2 separate regions of the Homo sapiens genome follow, and region 2 is linked to region 1. The links are chromatin contacts, found by Hi-C or POLR2A ChIA-PET in ENCODE. All regions are on one chromosome and are shown on one strand. Each heading gives the region's core, a stretch centred on a gene start or an enhancer-like site at or near the end of the contact. The rest is flanking DNA. Distances are from core to core; before and after follow the strand shown.

Evidence for each region. Hi-C counts contacts between places; a loop is a spot of excess contacts on that map. ChIA-PET counts read pairs that join two places held with the same protein, here RNA polymerase II (POLR2A). Pooled maps may share reads with other maps.
Region 2: a map of naive thymus-derived CD4-positive, alpha-beta T cell shows a loop between it and region 1 (12-fold over the local background). The contact joins the promoter of PPFIA4 here to the promoter of KLHL12 in region 1. A Hi-C loop is called at or near these places in 2 of 168 maps with a recorded cell type or tissue (both naive thymus-derived CD4-positive, alpha-beta T cell), 1 of 37 single-sample maps with no recorded cell type and 13 of 50 pooled maps. POLR2A ChIA-PET finds 5 or more read pairs at or near these places in 9 of 52 experiments (B cell, BJ, H1 and 6 more).

The regions. Positions count from the first base shown.
Region 1 is chr1:202,923,378-202,929,383 of GRCh38, forward strand. KLHL12 (kelch like family member 12) reads right to left here and starts at 3,857. Exons shown (of 12, transcript NM_021633.4): 1 at 3,712-3,857; 2 at 1,591-1,830. The coding sequence starts at 1,785. RefSeq lists enhancers at 4,000-4,049, 5,126-5,627, 5,628-6,006.
Region 2 is chr1:203,022,807-203,028,734 of GRCh38, forward strand. It overlaps PPFIA4 (PPFI scaffold protein A4), which reads left to right and starts at 3,685. Exons shown (of 30, transcript NM_001304331.2): 1 at 3,685-3,823. TMEM183A (transmembrane protein 183A) reads left to right here. Exons shown (of 8, transcript NM_138391.6): 8 at 49-2,042. The coding sequence ends at 234. RefSeq lists a silencer at 3,475-3,784 and an enhancer at 3,611-4,132.

The DNA.
Region 1 (6,006 bases), core at 2,607-5,106:
GTATAGGACAGGGATCTGCCTTGGTATATCACACAAGTTTATTTAAAAATTAGCCTGAATTAGTTGGAATGACCTGTCAGGTTCCTGTTTTCCCTACTAGCCATGTGACTGAGCATTGGCTCATAGTATTTTTAACTATACCAGTTTTAAAATTAGATTGTAGTATATAAAATTCATACTTCGGAGGCTAAGGCGGCACAAGAGTTACAAACTGTTTGGGCTTTAGAGTTGGAAAATATAAAATGAAATCCCACCTCTAGCACTTACAAGCCATGGGACTTTGGGCAAGTGATTTAATATCTGAAACCCTATTCCTTCATTTGTAAAATGAGATGGTAATACCTACCCCTAGGGTGAGTCAGATATGCACAACAATTACTAGCACAGTACCTGGCCCATAAAAGGTAGTTATTACCATCACAGAATACGCCTCTCCCATTCTGATTCAGCAGCAATATCTACACTAAGATGATAGAACTAACTAAAAAAAAAACAAAAAACAAACAAAAAACTTGTGCTTAAAAAGACTTTTAAAACAGTGTTTTCATAATGAAATATTTCAGGCATACATGTAAGTGTAAATTATATAATAAACAGTGATGCACCCACAACTGAGCTTTGAAAAAATAAATCAAGATAATTTATTTAAATCTGCTCTTAAAATGAGACTTGGGATCTTGAAAAACAAAGATTTGCAATGTTATTTTCTGTTCAGCTTTCTAAGAATATTCAACACAATATATTCAGCAGCCTTACTATACATTTCAAGTATTTTGTCAGGCAATTACTAAGTAGTGTTTCTTAATACTTTGTGAGCACTACCTGTATTCTCTCAAGCCAACCTTTTCCTAATTCCCTTTGTTAAGTGCTTATGAGTTAACATCCTTTCTCAGGTTATACACTCAACGCCTGTACAGCTATTCATTAAAAACTCTTCTTCCTTTCATTTGAAGTTATCCTAAAATTTACACTGATTTTCTTCACATATTGTTAGGAGGAGTGGGATGTGGTTTGAATCCTACTCCTCTCTCCTTCCTTCCTCCTTATCCCTCTGGTATTCACTTAAAAATTTTTAAACTTTAGAAGGAAAAAAGGCTGGATGCCGTGGCTCACACCTGTAATGCCAGGTGTGGCCACTCTGGGAGGCCAAGGCAGGAGGATTGCTTGAGCCCAGGAGTTCAAGACCAGCGTGGGCAACATAGTGAGACCCTGTCTCTACAAATAAATAAATAAAATTAAAAACAAAAAAAGGAGAAAAATTGGAAGACAAATTTAAGAAATAGTAAAATCCAATAGCTGACATGTGTGTTTTACTACATATTACACTATTCTAAGCACTTCCTATGTTATTTCATAAAATAATCTTCACAACAACCTTAATAACCATGTGTTACATATTACTATTATCCCTAACTTAAAGATGAGGAAACTAAGGCATAGTCATCTAAGTGGTAGATCTTATCCAGAATCTGCCAAAACATCACACTGTAAAAATTCAAAATTATATCAAACTTCCACTATTTTATTCAGTGAAATTAGACAACTAGAGTTCCACGGGTTTCATTTGTGTGGGGCTAATTTACCACTTACCTCACTAGTGAACATGGCACAGAAGTAATCACTACAGGCAGCCAGCACAATCCGATGGGCAGGGAAGTCTTTCTGCTCTACTCTCAATGTCACATCACAGAGGGTATTGCTCTTCCTGAGGGAGTTCATTGAATTGAGGATGGATTTAGCATGAGTATTTGTCATTATGTCTTTGGGGGCCATAATGCCTCCCATAAAGCAGTGCGGAGAAAGAACAAAATGGGTCCTTGGATTCTGCAACTACAAGAGGGAAAAAAAAACAATGAGCATATTCAAAGAACTAGGGCAACTGAACATATTTAATTAGCTTTACAAATTAAGAACCTAAGAGGCTTCCTCAGACCCAAACATACACAAGTTGAGGGCACTCCTATGCCTGGCATCACCACCAACCACTAGCCACTATCTAGTCCATGTAAAAGCTCTCTCTTCTTCCTCTGAATTCCTCTATCACGGAGTGTCCCTACCACTTGACATTTAATATGATCAATGCTGAAATGTAAGTAGAGATAAACAATATATGTCTTGTAAATCTTGACAAGGTTCTTGTCTCAAATGATAAACCGAAAATATAAAATTTCTTAAAGGTGTTATATTATTACTATTTAATGTCCTTAAGTAGATAAGTATTTAGAGCATACATAAAAAGAGGATCCTGCTTTATATGTATGCTTTCTATCCTAGAAGTTGCACAATAAATGTTTAGAATTTAATGTAAGAAAAAGTGTGTATTCAACTTCAACTTAGAGCAAGAAAGGCCACTCAGTAAAAATAAACTTTTTTCTAAAGAAGTATCCAAATGATATGTCTGATGACTTCCAAACATATCTGGATTTCTTCTTAAAATGAAACTTCAGGCCGGGCCCAACAGCTCACTCCTGTAATCCCAGCACTTTAGGAGGCTGAGGTGGGTGATCAGTTGAGGTCAGGAGTTTGAGAGCAGCCTGGCCAACATGGTGAAACCTAGTCTCTACTAAAAATACAAAAAATAGCCAGGCGTGGTGATGCGCGCCTATAATCCTAGCTACCAAGAAGGCTGAGGCCCGAGAATCACTTGAACCCAGGAGGTGGAGGTTGCAGTGAGCCGAGATCACACCACTGCACTCCAGCCTGGGCAACAGAGCGAGACTCTGTCTCAAAAAAAAAAAAAAAAAAAGAAACTTCAATTGAGGACCCATTACCTACACTGAATAATGGAAACCACGCAAGTTATCGATGGACTTACACTTGCTTAAGATATTGAAGCTCTTCAACAAGAGGGTATTCCTACTCTACATCTGTGAATGTCCATTACTGTTAAAGAATCGATATTGGAATCCAAAACTTTCTGAAATGATCCGGGGGGAAGGAAATCAAACTGTGGTCTCCAAAAGTCCACAAGTCACAATTAATCTTTCAACAGGAAAAATGAGATCCTAAATTCTCATCTACTTCTGTTTGTAGTTGGCATTTTACTCTATAAGCACTATAGATAATTCCTCCAACAACTCTGCAAGACCCATTTTACAGAAAAGCGGGTGATTCATCAAAGCATATGTTTTTCAAAAAGACTTAAGTCAACTTAGTTGCAACTCTAGGGGTGTAAAAAGGTCTAGAACAAATGTCCATTTACTATGAAGACAGCCCGGGGGGTCTTTTATCGTTTCCGTGTCAAAATGACAGTACCCCGGTGCAGAGTGGTCTTCCTTCTAGGGGATTCCTGCCTCAACACTCCAAGTCTCAGCATATCCTTCATCCTCACCCTTCTGAAGTGACCTATTTTCTAGAACTTTCGTTAACATCTGAATGGAGGGATTCCACTTCGGGAGATTCGGGGCAGGGAATGGGTAGTAAACTCGGGAAAGACTAAATTCTAGAGAAGGAAACGAAGTCCTTCCTCCTAATACCACCAGGCATATGGCCGCCACCGCCAGGTGGAGGTATCGGAGAGGGGCAGTTCAGGGGGAGAGTTGAGAGGGTGACCGAGGCCAGATGCCCCACCCCACTGCCAGCCTTCCTCCTCTGTTGGGCATGTCTCCCATTCCGCCTTGCAGGGAGACCAAGGATGGGGGGTAGGGCCATAACCCGGAGTTGACGGACAGGAAGGGAAGGGCTGACTGCCATCACTTCCGCGCAACTCACCTCCGCTCCCGAACCCACACAGCCGCACCGGGCCCGTCCCCAGCCTGTGGGGATGGAGTGCGGCGCGGGGCTAGCAGGCGGCTCGGGAGGAGCCGAAGCGCCGCCCAGACCCGGAGGCTCTGGAGGCTCTGGAGCCGTCCGGGTCTGGCCCCTGCGGCCGCGCGACGTGATGACGCAATGCAGCTGGAGCACCGCCCTCCCCCCGCTCCAGAGTCTGCGTCACGTGAGGAGGTGGTGTCACGTGACCTGTCTGTACCCTAGCGCGGGGCTTCTGTACGCTGCTAGGAAGCCGAATTACAAAAAGGTCGGGTGGGCAGGGAATGGTGGCTCACGCCTATAATCCCGGCACTTTGGCAGGCCGAGGCGAGCGAATTACCTGAGCTCCGGAGTTCCAGACCCGCCTGGGGATCACGGCAAAACCCCGTTTCTACAAAAAAAAAAAAAAAAAAAAAATTAGCCCGCACCGCGCCTGTAGTCCCAGCTACTCGAGAGGCTGACAGGAGGATCACTTGAGCCAGGCAGCAGAGGTTGCAGTGAGCCAGGATCGCCACTGCACTCCAGCCTGGGCCACAGAATGAGACCCTGTAAAAAAAAAAAAAAAAAAAAAATGTCCAGGCGTGGTGGCTCACGCCTGTAATCCCGGCACTTTGGGAGGCCGAGGCGGGTGTATTACTTGAGGTCAGGAGTTCGAGACCAGCCTGGCCAACATGGTGAAACCCTATCTCTACTGAAAATACAAAAAAATTAGCCGGGCGTTGTGGCACGCGCCTGTAATCCCAACTACTCAGGAGGCTAATGCAGGAGAATCGCTAGAACCTGGGAGGCGGAGGTTGCTGAGCCGAGATCGCGCCATTGCACTCCGGGCTGGGCGACCGACTGAGACTCTGTCTCTTAAAAAAAAAAAAAAAAGGCCAGGCGAGGTGGCTCACGCCTGTAATCCCAGCACTTTGGGAGGCCGAGACGGGTGGATCACGAGGTCAGGAGATCGATTCTGGCTAACACGGTGAAACCCCGTCTCCACTAAAAATACAAAAAAATTGGCTGGGCGTAGTGGCGGGCGCCAGTAGTCCCAGCTACTCGGGAAGCTGAGGCAGGAGAATGGCGTGAACCCGGGAGGCGGAGGTTGCAGTGAGCTGAGATCGCGCCACTGTACTCCAGCCTGGGCGACAGAGCAAGACTCCGTCTCAAAAAAAAAAAAAAGAAAAAAGAAAAAAAAGAAAAAACAAAAAAAAGGCTGGATGTTGTGGGGTCCGGCAGGGAGCCTGGGAATGTATCTACAGCTCGGCGATTGGCTGAGCCTGAGTTCCTCCCTACCGCTCACTAGGCAGGGCAGGCAGAGAGAATTCCAACGCTTAATATGCCAAGCATCTGATTGCAGCAAGTATGTTTTACCTTCCAGGTACTGAGGAACTTTTTGACATCGAGAAAACCCACAGAGGCCTCAAATTTATTCACGTCCATTGTCCACAATGGCCTTTTCGGGCCGAACAACGCTGCGGCGAGAATCCTCTGAGCCTTAGGATCCACAGACCTCAGTATATACTCTGCATCATAATGGGCCCTGTCATCACCACTGAATTGATTCTAAGGAAATTCTAATTGATTCAGGAAATTCTAATTTATTTTGGTGCACTTAGTGACTGAAAAGGCAAAAAGCTTAATTAGTTCAGCTTATCTGAATGTCTAGACAAATTGTGTTTGGTAATACTATTATGCTCTGTGAGCCCTTTGATTCTTTTTTTTTTTTTTTTTTTTTTTTGAGACGGACTCTTGCTCTGTCGCCGAGGCTCGAGTGCACTGGCGCGATCTCAGCTCACTGCAACCTCCGCCTCCCGGGTTCAAGCAATTCTCCTGCCTCAGCCTCTCCGAGTAGCTGGGAGTACAGGTGCACACCACCACGCCCGACTAATTTTTGTGTTTTTAATAGAGACGGTGTTTCGCCATCTTGGCCGGGCTGGTCTCGAATTCCTGACCTCGTGATCCGCCCGCCTTGGCCTCCTAAAGTGCTGGGATTACAGGCGTCAGCCACAGCGCCTAGCCCTTTGATTCTTAAGGGTACTAAAACCATAGCCAAGTGGGTAGCATTCTAAATTTACAACGTGTCCCCATCTTCCATGTCATACCTTCCTGATCTAAAACTGTCCCTGACTCACACATTGTAGAGAAGAATGCAAGATTGGTATATTATTGGGGGCATTTTGGAAATATTCGTCGATTTTAATAAAATTTTCCTTCACATATACTCGTGCACATGTAAAACGATGTATGTACAAGATTGTTAACTGCAGCATTGTT
Region 2 (5,928 bases), core at 2,435-4,934, 99 kb after region 1:
AAACCAAGGTTGTGTAAGTTGGATACTGAATTTGCTTTTCCATTTCAGTTTACTATCAATGTGAGCACGGACATGCGGCATCATCGAGTGAGACTGGTGTTCCAAGATTCCCCTGTCCATGGTGGTCGGAAACTGCGCAGTGAACAGGGTGTGCAAGTCATCCTGGACCCAGTGCACAGCGTTCGGCTCTTTGACTGGTGGCATCCTCAGTACCCATTCTCCCTGAGAGCGTAGTTACTGCTTCCCATCCCTTGGGGGCAGCCTCGAGTGTAGTCCATTAGTAATCAGATTCCAGTTTGGACAGGGTGGCTGGATTGTATATCTCGTTAGTAATGTACATGCTCTTCAGGTTCTAGGGCTCCTGTTAGGGGAGGGAGAAATGTTGAATCAAGAGGGAAAACAACTACTATGATTTATAAACATATTTTAATGTAAAAATTTGCATTTAAAAGGAGTGGCCCTGTTTTCTGTGTTAAAACCCCATTTGGTGCTATTGAGTTTGTTCTTTATTCTTTTATCCCAGTGAAAATTGTTGATCTTGCTGTAGGGAAAAATTAAACTCTTTGAATCTCCAAACAAGGAAGTTTCAGCATTCCCTTATGGATCAGAGGAACCTTAGAGGCCTGAAATTGTTGCTTCCAGTTTAGCTGCCCCTCAAATTCAAGTGAATATTTTCCCTTCTCCCTTTACCCTTCTCCAGAAATAAAGCAGGTGACAGGGTTTTCAGAATCTTACCATATTGACTTGTGTATCTTTTTTAAAAAATAATTTGTGATATTTATTGCATACATTTTCTTTTGGCAGTTTTGGATTTTAGGTATTTTTTTGCATGAGGCTGATAATGGTGATGATGACTTTATACCCTTGGTACTATACTAGGAACTTTACATAGTATCTCTACTTCTCACAGTCTTGCAAAGTAGGTGATATTATTCCCATTTTATAGTTGAGAAAACGGAATTAGTGACTGTACCTATAACACCAGTAAATGCAGAGCCAAGATTCTGACCCAGGTCTTTTTGTTGTACCATAAGTTTAAAAGATGAGTCTCATTTTTCTTGTGGTAGATGGTGGTAAAAAGGAGTAGGCAGAGTGTACATAGATAAAAAAAAGTAAAAGGGTAAGTAAAAAATTGATTGTGGTATATGTTATTCTAATCAGCCAAAAAAGTTTAGAAGATTGATGAAATGATCTTTTAAATATGTATTTCTGAATAAAATGTAAAACCAAGAAAGTTATTTCAGGAAGGATAGTGACCCTTTCCTTGAACTGTTAGAAGGGCATTTATTAGGCTAAAACGTCATTAACAAAATGCATTGCATGTTGAAACCAGCCTCTTGAACCATAAGCACTTAGCGACTTTGCTCTGCCCTGTACTGTGCTGCTTCTGCTGTCATCCTGTGTGCCTACAGAAGCCTGGTCTTCCGTCCATGCAGAAATGCTTATGTCCTCCTGTTGTTTAGATGACTCCTATTGTTCAGGTGTACTCTGAGAAGAGAATCACGTTTTTCTGTTTTGCTAAGGAGAAAACCTTGCTGCTTGTCTCTCCTCCCACCCTCCACCATCCAAAATTAACCAGTGAGCTGGATATTACCTGGATATTGCCAGGAGGTGGGCATTAAGACAGTATTCTTTAAAAGTGAAAATCTTGTGAGGCAAACTGCTAAATTCACATTTTTGTTTTTTTTTTTTTACCATCTTCCCTAGGAATATTCCTAGAAAGCATCTGCTTAATTTTGCTGCTAACAGCTAACCTTATCCCACGTTGAGGGTGGTATTAAAACTGTTCACACAGAGTGAGCCTGGGTCAGTCAAAAACAGAATTTGGGCATTTGAGTGATAACAGACAACCTAAGGACAATGAGCACTTTGCAGATCTCTACAATTAAAAGTTGCCTCTTTGAGGCAGGAGGGGAGAAGCACAGTCCCTGCCAGGTTGCCTGAACTAAAGATGCCATGGAGCAGGAGTGTCTTGGTGCATTGTTCCCCGCTTAGGAGTACCTTTAAAAAGGGGGTGAAATAAATTTGGCTTAATAATTGTATTCTGACTCAGCTCTGAGTTTTTTGTGTCAAATTCCATGGTATGGTGACAGATACAGTACTAGATACTGCCTCAGCTCTCTCTCAGCATAATATTGACAAACATTTGGTAAAATGTGTTACCAGTCGTTATCTTGGCTTCAGCCTTCCTCTGCATTGGCTGAGTTGCCGTTTCTAGCATGATACATGCTTTATTAGTGACAGGATGTGAAGTGTCTCAGGGATTTCCTTTTGGTGAGGACCCCAGACCACCCGAAGAAGAATTAGAACTTTCTGGACTACAGGTTATATACTGTGATTTTGCTCTGTCAAGCAACATAAATTGATCCTTGAACGCTGTGAGAGTTATGGACACAGACCCTCACACAGTTGAAAATCTGCTATGACTTTTGACTGCCCGAAAACTTAATAGCCTACTGTTGACTGGAAGCCTTATTGATAACATAAACAGTTGATTAATGTGCATTTTGTATATGTAGTATATACCTTATTATAATAAGCTCGAGAAAAGAAAATGTTATTAAGAAAATCAAAGAAGAGAAAATACATTTACTGTTCATTAAGTGGGTCATCATGTTGAGCAGGCTGACGAGTAAGAAGAGGAGGGGTAGTCTTGCTGTCTCAGGGGTGGCGGGGAAGGAAGAAAATCTGCATGCAACTGGCCCTGTGCAGTTGAAGGCCCTGTTGTTCAAGGGTCACAGATTTAGCTTCACTTACCCACCCCTCAGATCAGAATTACTCAAGATTTCCCTGTCTTCAAAGAGACGCAAGGAAATTATGCCAAATGGTGAATATATTGGGTGGAAGATAAATGAGAGAAGGTTGTATGTGTCACTGATCTCAACTATAGCATTTGCTGCTGATATAGAACATGCTGTGTATATATCTATAAATACACACACATGAACACATTGCATGTATATAAAAATTGTTCACACTTTTAGTGGTGCTTACTGGGTATTGGTAAAGGATTGAGTAGGCACTGTGATGAAACTTCACAAAGCAGATGGAAAAGATGCATTAATAGCCACAGGGGGCAGGGTAAGGGAGCAATTCAGGAAAATGGAGAGGCTTAGCTAAAATTTGTCAGTCAGGAATTTTGGCATTTGAGACTTGTTTTCATACTATGTATATGTAATAGACAAACCCTTCATTTTGTAGTAACAGTGTTAGAACAGCCAGGTGCCTGAAGGCAAGCGACACAATTCACTGAAGAGCATACTACAGATGTAGTATCCGGATATCAAGTTTCCCCACTTAAAAAATGGGTGCGATCAAAGGAAAAGCAAGGAACGGGCAGGAGAGCAAGCGTGAAAGGTGACAAACTTGACAATTACAAGGCCGAGACTAAGGCCAATTTAGGGAACGGGCTGTTAGACTAGGAACAAGGGCGAGTTCAGAGGGAGGGGCAGAATGTGGGCAGCACTCCTGGGCCCTGAGACCCTTCTGCGGAATAAAACTCTGGCACTTCGCCACCTCCTAGGCTGAACCAAGATGGCGCGCGGCCTCAAAGCGGCGCTCTCGTCACGTGCCCGGACCCGAGGCGCTTGGGGGCGGGAGGCGTGGCCTCGGTCGCGGCAGCCCAGCCCCGCCTAGGGGGCGGAGCCGGGGGGGGTTGTCCGCGGAGGAAGGGGGCGGGGCCCCGCGGCCGCGCGCTTGGGCGGCGGAGGCTGCAGCTACCTCGGCGCCGGCTCGGCTCTAGGACGTGTCGGGCTGCACGGGTCGGGGGCGGCTCCCTGCTGCTTCCGAGCCTAGCCGCCTGGCCTTCGGCATTTGCAGGCAGGTGAGCGCCCAGAGCCTGGACTGGGGTAGGATGCGTCTTTTCCCCATCTCCAGCTCCCCTCGACAGTTTGGGGAGGGGTCTCGTCTATCGCACCTCGGGAAACAGCCCTTTTTGACTCCGTATGTGCTACCTCCGGCAGGCGTCGGTACTGCTTACCCTGCCGCCCCTCGCCCTCCTTTGCGGTGCCCTGTGCCCTTGGGGGTGAGGATAGGGGCGATGCCTGATCTGCGGGGAGGGCGTGGAGTGCGCCCTCTGCTCCATCGGCTTCAGGGGAGGGGGCCGAGTTGGCGAGTCTCCCGGTGGGAACGGAGCAGACTGCGCCCCCATTTCCCCTCCAGGAGAGTCAGAAAAAGCGCCTCTCGGCTCCGGGGCCAACCCCACTCCTTTGGGGACGCGATTCTGATGGGCTGAGGTCTTCGCTCTTCGCGGGGGTCTTAATCTTTCCCGAGTTGCTCATAGCACCCCTGTTCCTGTCGCTAGCTCTCCATTCCTCGAACTGCCAGCCTCAGTCTGTGCCAGAGATGCCCCCATCTCCGCAGTGCCAGGGCGGTGGGGTGGAAGGAGCGGCCAACCCGAGGCCTGGTGGGGGTGGGGACAGGGGTGGGCGCAACAGGAAAAGAGGGCTGGAATAGAGATGCCTGAACTGGGAGGGTGGGAGTGGGGCGCTGACTTACGTCCACGCAGTAGGGATGTTTTCCAGCGCAGATTTTGAGGTTTTGATGGTGGGTGGGAAGAGAGAGGTCGGGCTGGAGGACTTGGAGACATGGTGTAGGTGGTTTTCTTCGAGAAGGAGGAGGGATCCAGGACAAGGTGCCACTAGGAGCTGATGTCACCTTTGAGGAGAGGTGTGCTGGTAGTTTCCATCAGAGGAGCAGGAGAGTTGGGGCCGTTCTGTGTGGAGAGCAAGTGGTTAAGGAGGCGCTGCTTCGCAGGGAGATCCCCTCCTGGTGTGAGCTTAAGGGTCCCCTCCAGGAGCCAGGTTTCAGGGATTTCCCATAGTCCTTTCCAGAGTTCTTGGATCTGGTACCTAGTACTTTGCTCAACATCCAGCAAACATTTGTTGGACACCTACTATCTGCCAGATACTATGCTCGGTGCTAGGTCTTCTGAAGGCAATTTACAGCCACGGAGTAGCTGAAAGGTACACATAGGAGGCACACATAGCAGGTATTCTGTTAACACCCTTCTCACCGCCCATCCCCATTCTGTTACATTGCTGTTGGATTAGAAAAAGAAAGAACTGTGTCCACGTGCTTTCAAACAGCTGTCTGAATTAGACTCCAACCTACACACCCCCTACCACTATTAACTGGCCAGGTAGTCCCAGGGAAGCTGCCTAAGCAAAAGGGCAGCTTGAATGATTTCCCTTGGTTATTTTCTCAGATTTTGTCCTGAGGCTTGAGGAGGCTTCGTGGGGTAAACGGTATCTCAAAGTAAGGAGATAATGAATGACAAAATGGTTATTGGGGGCCAAGAATGTCCTAGACACTCTGTGTAGTGGGAGACGCCATCTCTGGAAGATGGAATAGTGTGGGGGAGGAGGGTGTAGAAGGGAATTCGCATCCAGTGGAGTTGGGGTTTGTGCTGCTGAGCATGTCGTGATGTCAGAACCGTGTGGTGCATGAGGTCTGGCTGCTGGGCTGTAAAGGAGGGCTGGAGGGGCAGGGCATGGCAGGCAGCCAGGCTCCTGGGTCTCATCTCTGAGTTGATTGCTGAAATCTTAGAGTTGGAAAGAGTTGTCAGGGATGGCTTATAGGTCCTCACAGAGCCTCTGAGGATGGCAGAGCTAGAGCTAGGCAAGAGAATGAGTAGTCAGGCTGTGGTGGTGATGAGGTGGGGATGAAGGCTCAGCAGGGCTGGGGAGCTGGGTGTTAAGGGGGTTTTAAGATATGGGCAGCTAGCCGAGGCCTTCGAATGCCAAGGACATTCTTCCCTGGGCTTTAGGCCCTACTGTGTTGGCTCCATAGGTGAGTTGCTGTAGAAACAAGGTGTGGCAATTGAGTGGTATGGGGTGTGTGTGTGTGTGCACACGCGTGTGTGAGTGTGTGTGCTTGTGCATGTGTTGGAGAGGAGGAGAGGTGAGGAGCAGGGAGGACTGAGGGAGT